Linked DNA regions of Mus musculus: region 2 is linked to region 1. Evidence: chromatin loops called from intact Hi-C (ENCODE). Cell type or tissue: gastrocnemius. All regions are shown on one strand.

The links. Hi-C counts contacts between places; a loop is a spot of excess contacts. Peaks named below come from ENCODE experiments on the same cell type or tissue, not always from the same donor. Only the 100,000 strongest peaks of a DNase experiment are listed, where the experiment ranks them.
Region 2: a loop joins it to region 1, with 11 times the contacts of the local background. A loop is called at or near these places in 12 of 42 quality-filtered maps.

What each region holds. Positions count from the first base shown.
Region 1 is chr12:87,567,920-87,575,919 of GRCm38, reverse strand. No RefSeq gene overlaps it. Among named protein-coding and RNA genes, the nearest start is that of Oog1, 31 kb to the left of the region's middle. In gastrocnemius, no CTCF peak of the experiment used is centred here; no DNase peak of the experiment used is centred here.
Region 2 is chr12:88,191,683-88,199,682 of GRCm38, reverse strand. No RefSeq gene overlaps it. Among named protein-coding and RNA genes, the nearest start is that of Pramel51, 14 kb to the right of the region's middle. In gastrocnemius, no CTCF peak of the experiment used is centred here; a DNase peak (open chromatin) is centred at 4,545.

The DNA of each region.
Region 1 (8,000 bases):
ATGAATAAAGCTGGTATGAAAATAGAGCAGCACATGTTCTTATGATACTGTAGAACACCTTTTGCATATATTCCCAAGAGCAGTAGAGCTGGGTCTTCAGGTAGAATTGATATGCATGGTCACTTATAAGTGATATTAAGCAAAACGTACAGAATACCCATAATATACCTCACAGACCCTAGGAAGTCATGCAAGAAGGAAAGTCCAAGTGATGACGCAACAGTCTCACTTAGAAGGAGGAACAATATAATTGTGGGAGACAGGGTGAGAGAAGGACTTCAGTGGGAGATGAGAGGGAAAGGCAAAAGAGGAGACATGAAAGAAACCCAGAAGATCAGGAGAATGAATGGAAATATACAGCAGTGTAGGATATTGTATGGGGGGAACTTCTAGAAAAATCCCAGAGACCTGGGATGTGAGAGGCTTAAAGACTCAATTTGGATGACTTTAGCCAAAATGAACAAAAGTGCAAATATGGAACCAGAACAGCCCAACTCCAATAGTTAGACTGGGCCCCCAAAGGAGGGATGGGGACTTAAATCCACCCTCATAATTTTCCCCTCAAAATTATTAATATCTAAAGTAGATGCAGGGACAAAAATAGAGCAAAGAATGAATAAAGGATGTTCAGGGACCGGCCAAACTTGGGATCCATCTCGTAGTCAGTCACCAAATCTTGACACTATTACTGAAGCTATATTGTGATTGTGAACAGGAGCTTAGAAACTGACTGAGACAGATGAAGATACTTACAGCTAAACACTAGGTTAAGGTCAGGTCCCCTATGAAAAGGTTAGGGGAAGGATTGTAGGAACTGAAGGGCATGGCAACCCTTGGAAGACCAACACTGTCAATTAAGTCAGACCCCTAGGAGCTCACAGAGAATAAGCTACCAACCAAGCAGCTGATCCAAGGCTCCAGGCACATATGTAGCAGAGGACTAACTTGTCAGGCCTCAGTGGCGGAGGATGTGCCTAATCTTGTAGAGACTTTTTGTCCCAGGCAGGGGTGATACCTAGGGGTATACCCTCTCATAGATGAAAGGGATGGGGGCATGGCAGGAAGAAGTCTGCAAGGGGGGACATAAAGGGGAGCGTCAATATTTGAGAATTAAATAACTTTAGCATTTAGACAACAAAAGGAGGTTAAAGGGAAACAAATTGCAAAGGAGGAAGTCAAGGTATCACTATTTGCAGATGATATGATAGAATACATAAGTGAACCAAAAAATTCCACCAGGGAACTACTATAGCTGATAAACTTCAGCAAAGTGGCTGGATATAAAATTAAGTCAAACAAATCAGTAGCCTTCCTATACTCAAAGGATAAACAGGCTGAGAAAGAAATTAGGGAAAAAACACCTTTCACAACAGTCACAAATAACATAAAATACCTTTGTGTGACTCCAATCATGCAAGTAAAAGATCTGTATGTCAAGAACATCGAGTTTCTGAAGAAAGAAATAGAAGAAGACCTCATAAGATGGAAAGATCTCTCATTGATTGGCAAGATTAACATAGTAAAAATGATCAGATTACCAAAAGTAATCTCCAGATTCCATGCAATCCCTGTCAACATTCCACCTCAATCCTTTACAGAGATAGAAAGAATTCTCAAATTCATGTGGAATGACAAAAAAAACCAACAACAACAAAAAAACAAACAAACAAACAAACAAAAAACAGGATAGCATAAACCATTCTCAACAATAAAAGAACTTTTGGGGGAAATCACCATCCCTGACCTCAAGCTATACTACAGAGCAATAGTGGTTAAAAAACAAAAAATGAAACAAAACAAAACAAAAAACAAAAAAAAAATCAAAAACAAAAAGAACAAAAACGCTTGGTATTGGTACAGAGACAGACAGGTAGATCAGTGAAATAGAATTCAAGATCGAGAGGTAAACCCACATGGTAACTTGATCTTTGACAAAGAAGCTAAAACTGTCTAGTGGAAAAAAGATAGCATTTTCAACAAATTGTGCTGGTTCAACTGGCAATCAGCATGTAGAAATATGCAATTTGATCTCCTCATATTGCCTTGTACAAAGATCAAGTCGAAGTGCATCAATAACCTCCACATAAAAGCAGATTCTCTGAATCTGCCAGAGGAGAGAGTATGAATGAGCCTCAAACACATCAACACAGGGGAACATTTCCTGAACAGAACACCAATGGCTCAGGCTCTAAGATCAAAAATTAACAAATGGGACCTCATAAAATTAAAAAGCTTCTGTAAAGCAAAGAACTCTGTCAATAGGACAAAATGGGAGCATACAGATTAGGAAATGATCTTTACCAGTCCTACATCCAATAGCAGGCTGGTATCCAATATGAAAAGAACTCAAGAAGTTAGACTCCAGAGAACCAAATAACCCTATTTAAAAATGGGGTACAGAGCTAAACAAAGAACTCTCAACTGAGGAATCTTAAAATGGCTGAGAAGCATCCAAGGTAGTTCGACAGCATTAGTCATCAGGGAACAGGTTATTAAAATAACCCTGATATTCTACCTCACACAAATCAGAATGGCAAAGATTAAAAACTCAGGTGACAACAGATGAATGTGAGGATGTAGAGAAAGGAGAACACTTCATTACTGAGGGGATTGTGAGCTGGTAAAACAACTTTGGAAAACAGTGTCGCATTCACTCAGAAGATTGGAAATAGTTCTGCCTGAACTCTAGCAATAACACTATTGGGCAGGCATATACCCAAAAGTTCCCCCAACATATTACAAAGACACATGATTCACTATGTTCATATCAGTGTTATTTATAATACTTAGAAACTAGAAACAACCCAGATGTCATTCAGTGGAAGAATAATACAGAAAATGTAGTACATTTACACAATAGAGTACTACTCAGCTATTAAAAAAATAACTTCATGAAATTTACAGCCAAATGGATCAAACTAGAAAATATCATTCTGACTGAGGTAACCCTGGCACCAAAGGACACACATGGCATGTATTCACTGATAAGAGGATACTAGCTCAAAATCTCAGAATACCCATGATATAAACCACAGACCATATGAAGCTTAACAAGAAGGAAGGCCAAAGTGTGGATGCTTCAATACTAATTAGAAAGGGGAACAAAATAATCACAGGATGTAGAGGGTGGGAGGGAATTGGCAGGGATAGAGAAGGAGGAGGAAAAAAAGGAGTGGGTCCAGATCAAGTATGGGGAGAGATAGGAAAGAAGATGAGGGCCAGAAAAATGAAGATAAATGTGTGGCAGTTGAGGGTGAGGAATTGGTGGTAGTCACTAGGAAGTCCAAGATGTCAAGGAAGCAAGAGGTTTCCAGGACCCACCTGGGTTGACATTAGCTGAAATACCCAACAAAGGGGAGGTAGAAACTGTAGAGATCAACTCCAGTATATATGCACAGCCCCCAGTTGAAGGATGGGTCCATCCATATCAAAATTTTAAACACAGAATTCTTCCTGTCAAAGGAAATTCAGGAACTAAAATGGAGCAGAAACTGAAGGAAAGGCTATCCAGAGACCGCCAAACCTAGGGATCCATCCCATCTGCTGACACCAACCCTTAACACTATTGCTGACACCAAGAAGTGCTTGCTGACACTAGCCTGTCACATGAGAGGCTCTATCAGGAACTGACTAATACAGATTCAGATTCAGATACTCATAGCTAGTGTTTAGACTGAGCCGGGGGACCCCAATGGAAGAGTTAGGGGAAATACTAAAGGAGTTGAAGGGGATTTCAACCCCATAGGAAGAACAATGATATCAACTAACCACATACCCCAGAGCTCCCAGGGAATAAACCACCAACCAAAGACTATACATGAATTGGTCCATGGTTTAGCTACATATATAACAGAGGATTGCCTTATTTGGCGTCAATGGGAGGAGAATACTTTGGTCCTGTGGCGACTTGATGCTCTAGCACAGGGGATATTAGAGAGGTGAGGCAGGAGTGGGTGGGTATGTGGAGGAGCACCTTCTTAGAGGGCGAGGAGTGATAGTTTCAGAAGGTTTTGGAGCAGAGACTGGGAAGTGGAGCAACATTTGCAATGTAAATAAATAAAATAACCAAAAAAGGAAGAAAGAGAGAGATAGAGAAAGAGGGTGGGAGGAAGAAAGAAAGAAGGAAAGAGAGAGAAAGGAAGGGAGAAAAAATAAATGTGAATATCTAATTATACATATGTAGAAAGTCAATTAGAATTGAGGAAAAAGATATTCAACATGTATTTTGGAGCTTTGTAACTCAGGGTCATCTAAATAAGAAATTTATCTCATACAATAAAAAAAAATCAACTTAAAAAAAAAAGTTGCGGATCCCTCAGAGACTAGTCTGTGCATGTGAGAGCATGGACTACAGAAGCTACACAGCTTCTGGGACAGGCAGAAGCAACACAGCTTCTGGGGCAGACCCTGTTTTGGGCTCCAGACATCTGGGCACATTCCCCGCCAGAGGAGAGGTGTCTGCCTCACCCAGGAGGGCTTTGCCAGAGCACCTGGGGGAGCCATCTCTTGTCCTGGATCTCTCAGAGACTAGTCTGTGCAGGTAAGAGTGTGGACTACAGAAACTACAAAGCTTCTGGGACAGACAGAAGCAACACAGCTTTTGGGACAGGACCTGTTTTGGGCCATCATCTTCATCCAGGAGGCAGGTCCAAACTCTAGATATCTGGGCACCTTCCCTGCAAGAGGAGAGCTCGCCTGCAGAGAGTACTCTGACCACTGAAACTCAGGAGAGAGCGAGACTCCCAGGTCTGCTGACAGAGGCTAACAAAATCACAGGAGGAACAAGCTCCAACCACAGACAACTAAATCAACCAAGTGAAAACAAGAAGAACTATTCAAAGAATCAACCAAACGAGGAGCTGGTTCTTTGAGAAAATCAACAAGATAGATAAACTCTTAGAAGACTCACTAGAAGGAACAGGGACAGCATCCAAATTAACAAAATCAGAAATGAAAAAGGAAACAGAACAAGAGATCCTGAAGAAATCCAAAACACCATCAGATCTGAAAACCTGGATGAAATGGACAAATTTCTAAACAGATATCATGTACCAAAGTTAAATCAGGATCAGATTAATGACCTAAACAGTCCTATATCCCGTAAAGAAATAGAAACAGTCAGTAATAGTCTCCCAACCAAAAAAAAAAAAAAAAAAAAAAAGCCCAGGACCAGATGGGGTTACTGCAGAGTTCTATCAGACCTTCAAAGAAGATCTAATTCCAGTTCTTCTGAAGCTATTCCACAAAATAAAAACAGAAGGTACTCTACCCAATTAGTTCTATGAAGCCACAATTACTCTGGTAACTAAACCGCATAAATACCCAACAATGATAGAGAACTTCAGACTAATTTCCTTTATGAATATCGATGCAAAGGTACTCAATACAATTCTTGCTAACTGAATCCAAAAACATGTCAAAACAACCATCCATCCTGACCAAGTAGGTTTCATTCCAGGGATGCAGGGATGTTTTAATATACAGAAATCCATCAATGTAATCCAGTATATAAACAAACTCAAAGACAAAAACCACATCATCATCTCTTAGGTGCTGAGAAAGCGTTTGAAAAATATCCAACACCCATTCATGATAAAAGTCTTGGAAAGATCAGGAATTCAAGACCCATACCTAAACATGATAAAAGCAATCTGAACTAAACCAGTTGCCAACATCAAAGTAAATGATGAGAAGCTGGAAGCAATCCCACTAAAATCAGGGACTAGACAAGGCTGACCACTTTTCTCTACCTATTCAATATAGTACTTGAAGTCCTAGCCAGAGCAATTCGACAACAAAATCAAGGGGATACAAATTGGAAAGGAAGAAGTCAAAATGCCGCAGACCCTCTGGGTCCCTGTGTCTGTGTGGAACGGGTCTCTCGGGCAGGTGGGCAAAGCGTTGGATGAATTGACAGACAGATGTACACAGGAGAGGTTGTGTTGAATCTGAATGGATTGTCAGGTCGAGCATCAGACGTTTTTATAGTACAGAGAATACCAGGGGTTGCAAGTCACATCAGGCAAGGTACATTGAAGTTTACCAGATACAAAGGAATGACTTCGAAAGGAATTGCAGGAACCAAGTAAATGTTTACAATAGAGATAAGCATTCCTGCCTAGGATCAGCCTAGTTACAGGCAAGAATTTCACACTTTAGTGTTAATAGCACCAGGGGGTACTGCTCTTGGCAGGCCTCAAGAATAATGCAATGTCACAGACCCCTAAATTCCTAGGCCTTGCTAATTTTTATCTTATCTGGAGAATCTCCATTTGTCAGGAGAGTATACCAACTTGCTCTTGGTATGGAATGTAGCCTGTACTAAAGATTTCTATCTCAGTGAGATTCCCATGCTCTTTCTGCAGACCAGTTGAGCCACTGGCTTCATCTATTGTAATGTTAATTAGTTACTGAATAGGTTAAACTTCCTTGCTGCTTTCTCACAGGATTTTAAATTTGGCGGCTTCTGGGATCTTGGAACACTGGGGGAGGCTTTAGCTATGTCAGAATTCAATCTTAAAAGGCACTTATAATATGGTAATACTAATAGAGAGCATGTGGATCCATACACTAGACTAACGCTGGAATGGAAAATTAATGTATGGGTTAGAGAGAACGCCAGACTCCAGGAGTGAGTTTCCGTGAAACTCTTTTTGCCTCACGAGTAGCTTCCAAGCCTCTGCCTGTCAAGCTGACTCGACTGGAGAGCGTGGCATCAAAATATTACTATTTGCAGATGATATGATAGTATATATAAATGACCCAAAAAATTCCACCACAGAAATCCTAAACCTGATTAACAGCTTCAGTGAAGTAGGGGGATATAAAATTAACTCAAACAAGTCAATGGCCTTTCTCTACATAAAGGATAAACAGGCTGAGAAAGAAATTAGGGAAACAACACCCTTCACAATAGTCACAAATAATATGAATCACCTTGGTGTGACTCTAACTAAGGAAGTGAAAGATCTGTATGATAAGAACTTCAATTCTCAGAAGAAATAAATCAAAGAAGATCTCAGAAGATGGAAAGATCTCCCATGCTCATGGATTGGCAGGATCAATATAGTAAAAATGTCTATCTTGTCGAAACCAAAACTAATCTGCAGATTCAATGCAATCACCATCAAAATTCCAAATCAGTTCTTCAACAAATTAGAAAGGGCAATTTGCAAATTCATCTGAAATAACAAAAAAACCTAGGATAGCAAAAACTCTTCTTAATGATAAAAGAACCTCTGGTGGAATCACCATGCCTGACCTAAAACTATATTACAGAGCAATTGTGATGAAAAAAAATGCATGGTACTGGTATAGCCACAGACAAGTAGACCAACGGAATAGAATTGAAGACCCAGAAATGAACCCACACACCTATGGTCACTTGATCTTTGACAAGGGAGCTAAAATCATCCAGTGGAAAAAAGACAGCATTTTCAACAAAGGTACTGGCACAACTGGTGGTTATCATGTAGAAGAAAGCAAATTGATCAATTCTTATCTCCTTGTACTAAGGTCAAATCTAAGTGGATCAAGGAACTCCACATAAAACCTGAGACAATGAAACTTATAGAGGAGAAAATGGGGAAAAGCCTCGAAGATATTGGCACAGGGGAAATATCCCTGAGTAGAACAGCAATGGCTTGTGCTGTAAGATCGAGAATCAACAAATGAGACCTCATAAAATTGCATAGCTTCTGTAAGGCTAAAGACACTGTCAATAAGACAAAAATGCCACCAACAGATTGGGAAAAGAACTTTACCAATTCAAAATCAGATCGGGCACTCATACCCACTATATATGAAGAACTCAAGAAGGTGGACTCCAGAAACTCAAATTACTCCATTAAAAATTGGGGCTCAGAGGTAAACAAAGAATTCTTACCTGAGGAAAACCGAATGGCTGAGAAGCACCTGAAAAAGTGTTCAGCATCCTTGATCACCAGGGAAATGCAAATCAAAACAATCCTGAGATTCTACCTCACACCAGGCAGAATGAC
Region 2 (8,000 bases), 620 kb before region 1:
CTGCATGGTAGCACTGCTTAATCCTATCATCAGGCCAAACACATTTGAATAGAGCAGTCCAAAGCTTCAGTGCGTAGGGACTGAGATCCCATTTATGTGGTTGGTACTGTGTGGATGGTGGAACTGAGGTCCAGTCCTGCCCTTTCTGGGGTTGCTAGATTAAGTTCTGAAAGGGGTTGTTGTTGCTTGCTGGCATGAAACTGACCACCCCATAAACCTGTTTTGGTTTGTGTTGGTTTGGGGCCTGGGGCTGGCCGCTGCTCCCATTTCCCTTATTAGGAAAAAGGGTGTTCGCTTGTGTATCTGTCTTGGATCTACACGTATTAGCCCAATGTTTTCTGAGTTTGGAACTCAGACATAGCTCAGGCTGATTCCTGGGTCGTCTCAGAGGTGACTGGTTTCCTACCCTGCAATCTTTTACAAAATGTCCAGGCTTGCCACACTTAAAACAGGCCTTTTGGTCTCTAATTTCCAAGAAGTCTCTTACTAATTGTATGGCTATCAATCAGTGGCTTACATGGCAGCCACCATAGCTGAGCCCTGCTGTTAAGAGGTCCCTTTGTTAGAACAGAGTCTGATGTACCCAGTGAGGTCTGTCTTCTTCCTGTAGGGTCTAATGGCTGCTTGGCAGGCAGGATTGACATTTTCGAACATAAGCTGTTTCACATAGTCTACCCCTGCCTCTGCATTACCAAAAATCCTCCCTGCTGTTGTCATCAGTCAATGAATAAAACCAGAAAATCAGAATATCAGTTCCAGGATTGAAAGAGTAAAAGGAGCAGTGGCACCATACAGTGACACTGCATTTTTAAATTCTTAAATGGTTTGGGAATTGAAACCTGTGTGATGTCTCCAGGTAACCACTTGAGCATCTGATACAGGGAATGACTCAGTCTCTCCCTCATCTGGTTGATCTGTATCTCAACCAAAGCCAGAGGGCAGTGTCTGTCTTTGGACTCTGTGTTGAGGAATGCAAGGACCTGGGGGATTTTTTCATGTGGCTTCACACTTCTGAGACAACTTTCTGCTCTTTAATTCTTGTAGCTGATTAAGTAAGTCCTGATGTTCTTCCTCTAATTCTATTTGTCATTTTAGGGCTGAGATTTTATCCTGCAATTTTTTTCAAGTCAGTCTTGACAGAAACTACATTTGAAATGTAGAACTCTTTTCCTCACTCTACAGGACACTTACCCTCATGCGACATTGTGTTCCTCATCAATGTCAGACACTGGTCTGATTCCTTGCAGAACATTGTGTTACCATCACATATAGCAATACTCAAAACTATGGTCCATAGACATTCATTTCTTAGAACTCAGAAGGCACATCCTTTCTATTTACTGACAGCCAACGCAAAGGTCATAGAAAAATGCTAACTACATTAATAGCAGACATTAGTCACAGTGGAGATTAATTGTGAGAATATTGATTTCTTTAAAAACACAGAAAATTATGGCAATATGTTTCTGTTTTAACCCCAGGTATGTGATATGATGCTATTAATGATTAACATCAGCAGATTATTGGTTGCCTCTTACTCTAGAAGGGTCATCATTTTGCAAGCCGAAGATCATTTCGACTATTATGTGATGTTTAGAATTCTAGGAACTACGCAGAATGTGTATAAATGGTAGATGACAAGAGAGGGATGGGTTGTTGGTTAGCTGCTGTGTGTCACAGATTCTTAAATAGTCATGCACAAAGAAGGAACAACAACAAGAAGTTAGATGTTCTGATGGTAAATATCAAACTGACCCCAAGGAACTCAACGTCCCTAATCAGCAGGAAGTCATCTACTGAGAACAACAGCAACTACAGCCTTTTTTCTCTCCTATGTTAGAGGGTTAGAGGGTAGGAAGATTGGATAAGAGTGGAAGGGAAGACGGGAATGGTGGGAGGCAGAGGCAGAGGCAGGCAGATTTCTGAGTCTGAGGCCAGCCTGGTCTACAAAGTGAATTTCAGGACAGCCAGGGTTATACAGAGAAACCCTGTCTCAAAAAACAAACAAACAAACAAACAAACAAATAAACAAACAAAGAGTGGAAGGGAAAAGAACTCACAAAGTAGCCAAAGTTCAGCTACACAAAATGACTTGAGCAGATTTAAAATAATGAGTGTGCTTATGACTTCAATACACAGGTGGGGAAATCTCCCTAAGTCCAATCATCACAGACCTCTATAGGAGCTGGGTACAATTATATGGTCAGAGGGCTCAGTTTGGCATTGTGATACAGAAGTCCTTTAGGGTAGCCATGAAGATGTCATTGTCAAAGCAATTGACTCTTGTGAACTGCACAAATTGAATCAGGAAAGGCACAAGGAGACTGAGCCAAGAGCCCCCCATTCAACAATCTTCTAATTCCATGGTATTCATGATGTCTACAATACTCTTTAAGGAAAACTTGATAGGCATGACATTCAAATCAGTTTAAAGGACTCCTCTCAAGTACAGGTGTTTGAGCGGACAATCATTAGAATATTGGGCAGATGACTCCGTGTATGAATGTAAAAGCTTGATGAGAGAGCTCAAAATGATCTCTGAGGGGGTCCTCAGGTACCTAGGGAAGAACAATAGATTAGTTTTCCACATGGCAATGTGATTGACCTACTCCCACTCTTCAGTGACAATCAGGCACCCAGAGGTGCCTATTAGGATAAATGGGCCCTCAAGAAAATGGAATATGGGACCCATATGACCATAGTTCATGGTGCCTCCTGTGGTATCATTAACTCCTTATCACAGCCTGTGCAGCTCTTCATTCTTCACACCAAACCCTGAATCTCAAACCCAGTTTTCGAAGTTTCCCACACTCAGCTCATTCAAAGGCTCAAAAATAAGCATTTTACTTATAGGGATCAGCACAGATTGTGGCCTGTCCTTCCAGATCTGGGCAACTGTACAGGTCTAAGTACTCCCAATGCCATGCCCTCTTCTCTTTTCTATTTCTTCCCCTTAGATTGAATAAGGAGTGCTGTGCTATCTTGTTTCTACATTGTCTCTGAATCAATTGGCATGTCCTCAAGGAGGTGAGGGACTTACCTGATCTGGACAATGGTGACAGGTTCCTATTCTCAGAAGCTCGAGGCAGTCCCTCTGGATACAAAGTCCAGACTATGTTTGGCTCCAATGACTCTTTTGTAATCATTTCTCATGTCACCCCTTAGCAGCTGTAATGAAAGATCCTGGCAGAATGTAAAAGGACACAGAAGCTCTGAAATTGGCAAGATAGACATCAGTGTCAGCAGAACTAGCTTCACTGATTTAGAAAAATAGAGGTGCACAATGCTCTGGCCACTCCTTTAACCTGTATGTCTGCCAATGTTCTGACCAGGTATGTGCCCATTGCTGCACCTTCATTAGACTCTTTCCTTGTACCCCTCCCATACCCATTTCTTGAGAATAGACATTGTTTAGATCTGGAAATCCCCTACTCTCCCCCTTCTCCTTTCCCCCGAGGGCTAATAAAAACTGGGAACTCTTTCCCCTCGAGGTCAACTCCTCTACCCCTGCGTGAGATATGAGTCATCCCCAGAGCTCTGGTTTCCCCGAATAAAGCCTCATGTGGTTTGCAACAAGCTTGGTCTGTCGTGAGTTCTTGGGTGTCCGCTATTGTCCTGAGGCCTGGGTGAGGGGCTCCTCTCGGAGTCTTTCATTTGGTGGCTCGTCCGGGATTGGCATGACCACCCACGTCTCTGAAGACCCACTTAGAGGTGAAATTTTTTGTCCAAAAATATTTCTGTAAGCCGGCTAGGTTCTGTGCTGAAATTTGCAGCCGCGACGTTTCGTGAGAAATGGAGACCTTTGCCTCGGGAGGAGGCACTGAGTGTGAACAGCAGACGTGCTGGAATCACCGGCTGCTGCTCGCTCTGGGGGACGCCCTGAGCGAGGGGAAGGACTCCAGGAGTCTGTCTGGGGCGGGGAGTGTACTCCCTCGACCATCTGTATTTCTGAAGCCCTCAGCAAGGGGAAGGACTCTAGGAGTCCATCTGAGGCAGGGAGTGCACTCCCTCAACCGTCTGCATTTCTGAGTTGGTTTTGTCTGTTTGATGGAAGACAGGCATCTGTCAGTGTGTGTTTGTTTTTTGTGTCTGTTTTCAGGAGTTTGTCAGTGTGTATTTGTTTTTTGTGTCTGTTTTCAGGTATTTGTCAGTGTGTGTATATGTGTTTTCTGTGTTTGTTTTGTGTTTTCCGTGGTACTGGACAGACGGTAACGACCCCCCTAAGTTTGACTTTAGACCACTGGACTGAAGTTAGATCAAGGGCCCACAATCTTTCAGTAGAAATTAAGAAGGGACCTTGGCAGAATTTCTGCACCTCCGAGTGGCCGACTTTTAATGTAAAATGGTCACTGGAAGAAACTTTTGGTTTACTCTTTATCTTTGAAGTTAAAGCCATTGTTTTTCAGAGTGGACCTGGGTCCCACCTGGATCAACAGCCTTACCTCATTCAGAATTCACTGCCATAAATCAAACCATGGGTTCCCCCACGCCTTTCAGAGCCCTCCCCCGGCTGCTCCCATGCACTCGAGTGGGTCAGCACAGTGCCCTCGCTTTCTGCCCTAAGAAGCAGTCCCTGCACCCAGCTCTGAGATTGCTAAAGGTACAGTCTGAGGTCCGAGGACCTACAGCTGGGACCCGGAGCCGACAAGCCCAGAGTCCCCCAGCAGATGAAGCTCCTGACACCACTTCTGCCTTTTCCTTTGCGAGCTGTGGATAACCCGCCCACAGACAGGCAGTTTCTGCAGAACGTCCAATATTGGCCTTTTTCATCAGCTGATCTGTACAATTGGAACACTGGGTTCCCTCTGGACCGGTCAGATTAGAACTACAACATGGCGCAAGGTAAGGAGAGGTTGACAGTTTACTGGCCGGGCTCTAGTCTAAAGGGAGTGATGAGACGCCCCACCAATTTGGCTAAGGTAAGAGAAGTGATGCAGAGCCTTACAGAGCCCCCATCTGTTTTTCTGGAAAGATTGACAGAAGCTTATAGATACTATACTCCTTTTAACCCGACCTCTGAGGGTTAACAAGCCGCGGTTGCTATGGCTTTTAAAGATTACATGCCATGGCTTTACAAGATTTAGTTAAGGAGGCAAAGAAGGTGTATCCCAAGGGAGAATAAGAGGGAAAGAAGACAGGAGAGAAATTTAAGCACGATTTTGGCCTCAGTAGTAGGGGAACGTAAAGAAAGGAACAGGCCAGAGAATAGATAGACAGGGTACCTGGGCAACAAGGAACCCAGACCTGAAAAAAGAAGATCTGTCCAGAAGATTTTAGAGAAAGACCAATGTGCCTATTGCAAGGAAAAAGGACATTGGGCACGAGAATGCCCAAAGAAAAAGTGAAGGGCCCCTAAGGTCTTGACTCTGAAAGATGATAAATAGGAGAGACGGGACTCAGGCCCCCTCCCCAAGTCTAGGGTAACCCTGATGGTGAAAGAGACTCCCATGGACTTTTTAATTGACATAGGGGCAGAACATTCTGTGTTGAAACATCCACTGAGAAAATTAAAAAATAAAAGAACCATAGTGATTGGAGCCACTGGTCAGAAACAATACCCCTGGACCACTGCATGCACTGTAGATCTGGGGAAAGGCCAAGTGAGTCATTCCTTCTTGGTCATTCCTGAGTGTCCCACACCGCTTCTAGGAAGAGATCTTCTGACTAAATTAAAGGCCCAGATCAGATTTACCTAAGAAGGGCCGAGAGTAATTTGGGAATCTCCCACCTCCGTAGTCTTAGCCCTGCAGCTTGAGGAAGAATACCAATTGCATGAAGGCATAAAGCAAACAGAGGTGCCAGACCTAAAAGACTGGTTGACTGCTTTCCCTGGAGCATGGGCAGAGACTGGAGGCATGGGAATGGCTGTCAGAGTTCCCCCTGTGGTTGTGGGACTGAAGACGGATGCAACCCCTATAGGAGTGCGACAATATCCAATGAGCCGCGAAGCAAGAGATGGAATCAGGCCACATATTCAGAGACTATTACAATTAGGTATTTTGGTACCTTGCCAGTCACCCTGGAATACTCCTTTACTGCCGGTAAAGAAACCTGGCACGAGTGACTACCGACCAGTCCAAGACCCGAGAGAGGTCAATAAGAGGGTCCAAGATATTCACCCAACTGTTCCTAATCCCTATAACCTCCTCAGCTCACTCCCTCTGGAGTGAAAATGGTACTCAGTATTTGATTTAATAAATGCTTTCTTTTGCCTGAAGTTACATCCCTCCAGCCAGCCCATATTTGCCTTTGAGTGGAGAGATCCTGACACTGGACAAACTGGACAATTGACCTGAACACGGTTACCCCAGGGGTTCAAAAACTCCCCCACCCTTTTTGATGAGGGTCTACATCAAGATTTTGCCTCCTTCTGAGCCGAAAACTCCCAGGTAACTCTGCTTCAATATGTTGATGACTTGCTCCTTGCTGCAACCATGGAGAGAGAATGGTGGCAGGGGACCAGGAGATTGCTAGCAGAACTGGGTGAGTTGGGTTACCGGACCTCTGCTAAAAAAGCCCAGCTATGTCAGATGAAAGTGGTCTACTTGGGATATACCCTCCGGGATGGAAAACGGTGGCTGACAGAGGCTAGAAAAAGGACTGTGACTCAAATACCAACTCCGGCTACTCCAAGACAGGTGAGAGAATTTTTGGGCACCGCTGGGTTCTGCAGACTTTGGAAACCTGGGTTTGCAACACTGGCTGCCCCCCCCGTACCCCCTGATCAAGGAAAGTGGAGAATTTAGATGGACATCAGAACATCAGAAAGCCTTTGAAAATATTAAGGAGGCTCTGCTGACTGTGCCAGCCTTGGCACTGCCAGATCTAACCAAGCCCTTCATCTTCTATGTTGATGAGAGGGTGGGGGTGGCCAGAGGAGTTCTTACTCAGGTTCTAGGGCTGTGGAAGAGGCTGGTGGCATATTTGTCTAAGAAGCTGGACCCAGTGGCCAGCGGATGGCCCACATGTTTAAACTCCATTGCTGCAGTAGACCTACTCATTAAGGATGCTGACAAATTAACTCTGGGACAGCAAATAACTGTGATAGCCCCCCACTCTCTTCAAAACGTTATCTGCCAGCCCCCAGATCGATGGATGACAAATGCCCGGATGACTCACTACCAGAGTCTGCTGCTGACTGAACGGGTCGTGTTTGCTCCTCCTGCTATTCTCAACCCTGCCAGCAAAGTGATCTACGTGACCAGCCGTGGCCAGGTGTTCCAAACTGGTACACAGATGGAAGCAGTTTCCTAGTGGAAGATTTTGTAGATACCTTTTCAGGATAGGTGGAGGCCTACCCAATAAAAAAGAAACTGCCAATGTTGTGGTTAAGAAAATCCTAGAAGAAATTTTTCCACGGTTTGGAATACCTAAGGTAATAGGGTCTGACAATGAACCCACCTTTGTTGCCCAGGTAAGTCAGGGACTGGCCATCCAACTGGGGATTGATTAGAAATTACATTGTGTTTATAGACCCCAGAGTTCAGGCTAGGTAGAAAGGAAAAAAAAAGAAAAACTTGACTAAATTAATCTTAGAGACCGGCGGGAATTACTGGACAGCCCTCCTTCCCTTTGCCTTGTTCCGAGTTAAGAACACACGAGGAACATTTAAGCTCACACCATATGAAATCCTGTGTGGGGAGGGGCTCTCCCATTCACTGAAGTAAAGAGAGTGTTAGATCCTTTAAAATTTAACCCTGGGTCTTCATTGTTTACATGCATGAAAGCCCTAGAAGTGGTCAGAAACACTGCCTGAGAGCAGCTCAAAGAGGCCTACGAACCAGGAGACTTGATGATACCACACCAGTTCCAGGTGGTAGAAGCAGTTCTCGTCTGACAACATTGAGCTGAGAATCTGAAACCTTGTTAAAAAGGCCCTTGCATCGTGCTGCTGACCACGCCCACTGCTGTCAAAGAAGAAGGCATCTCTGCTTAGATTCATGCCTCTCACAAAAGCAAGCTCCTGAAGAATAAATCCCCTTGGTTGACCACCCTCATTT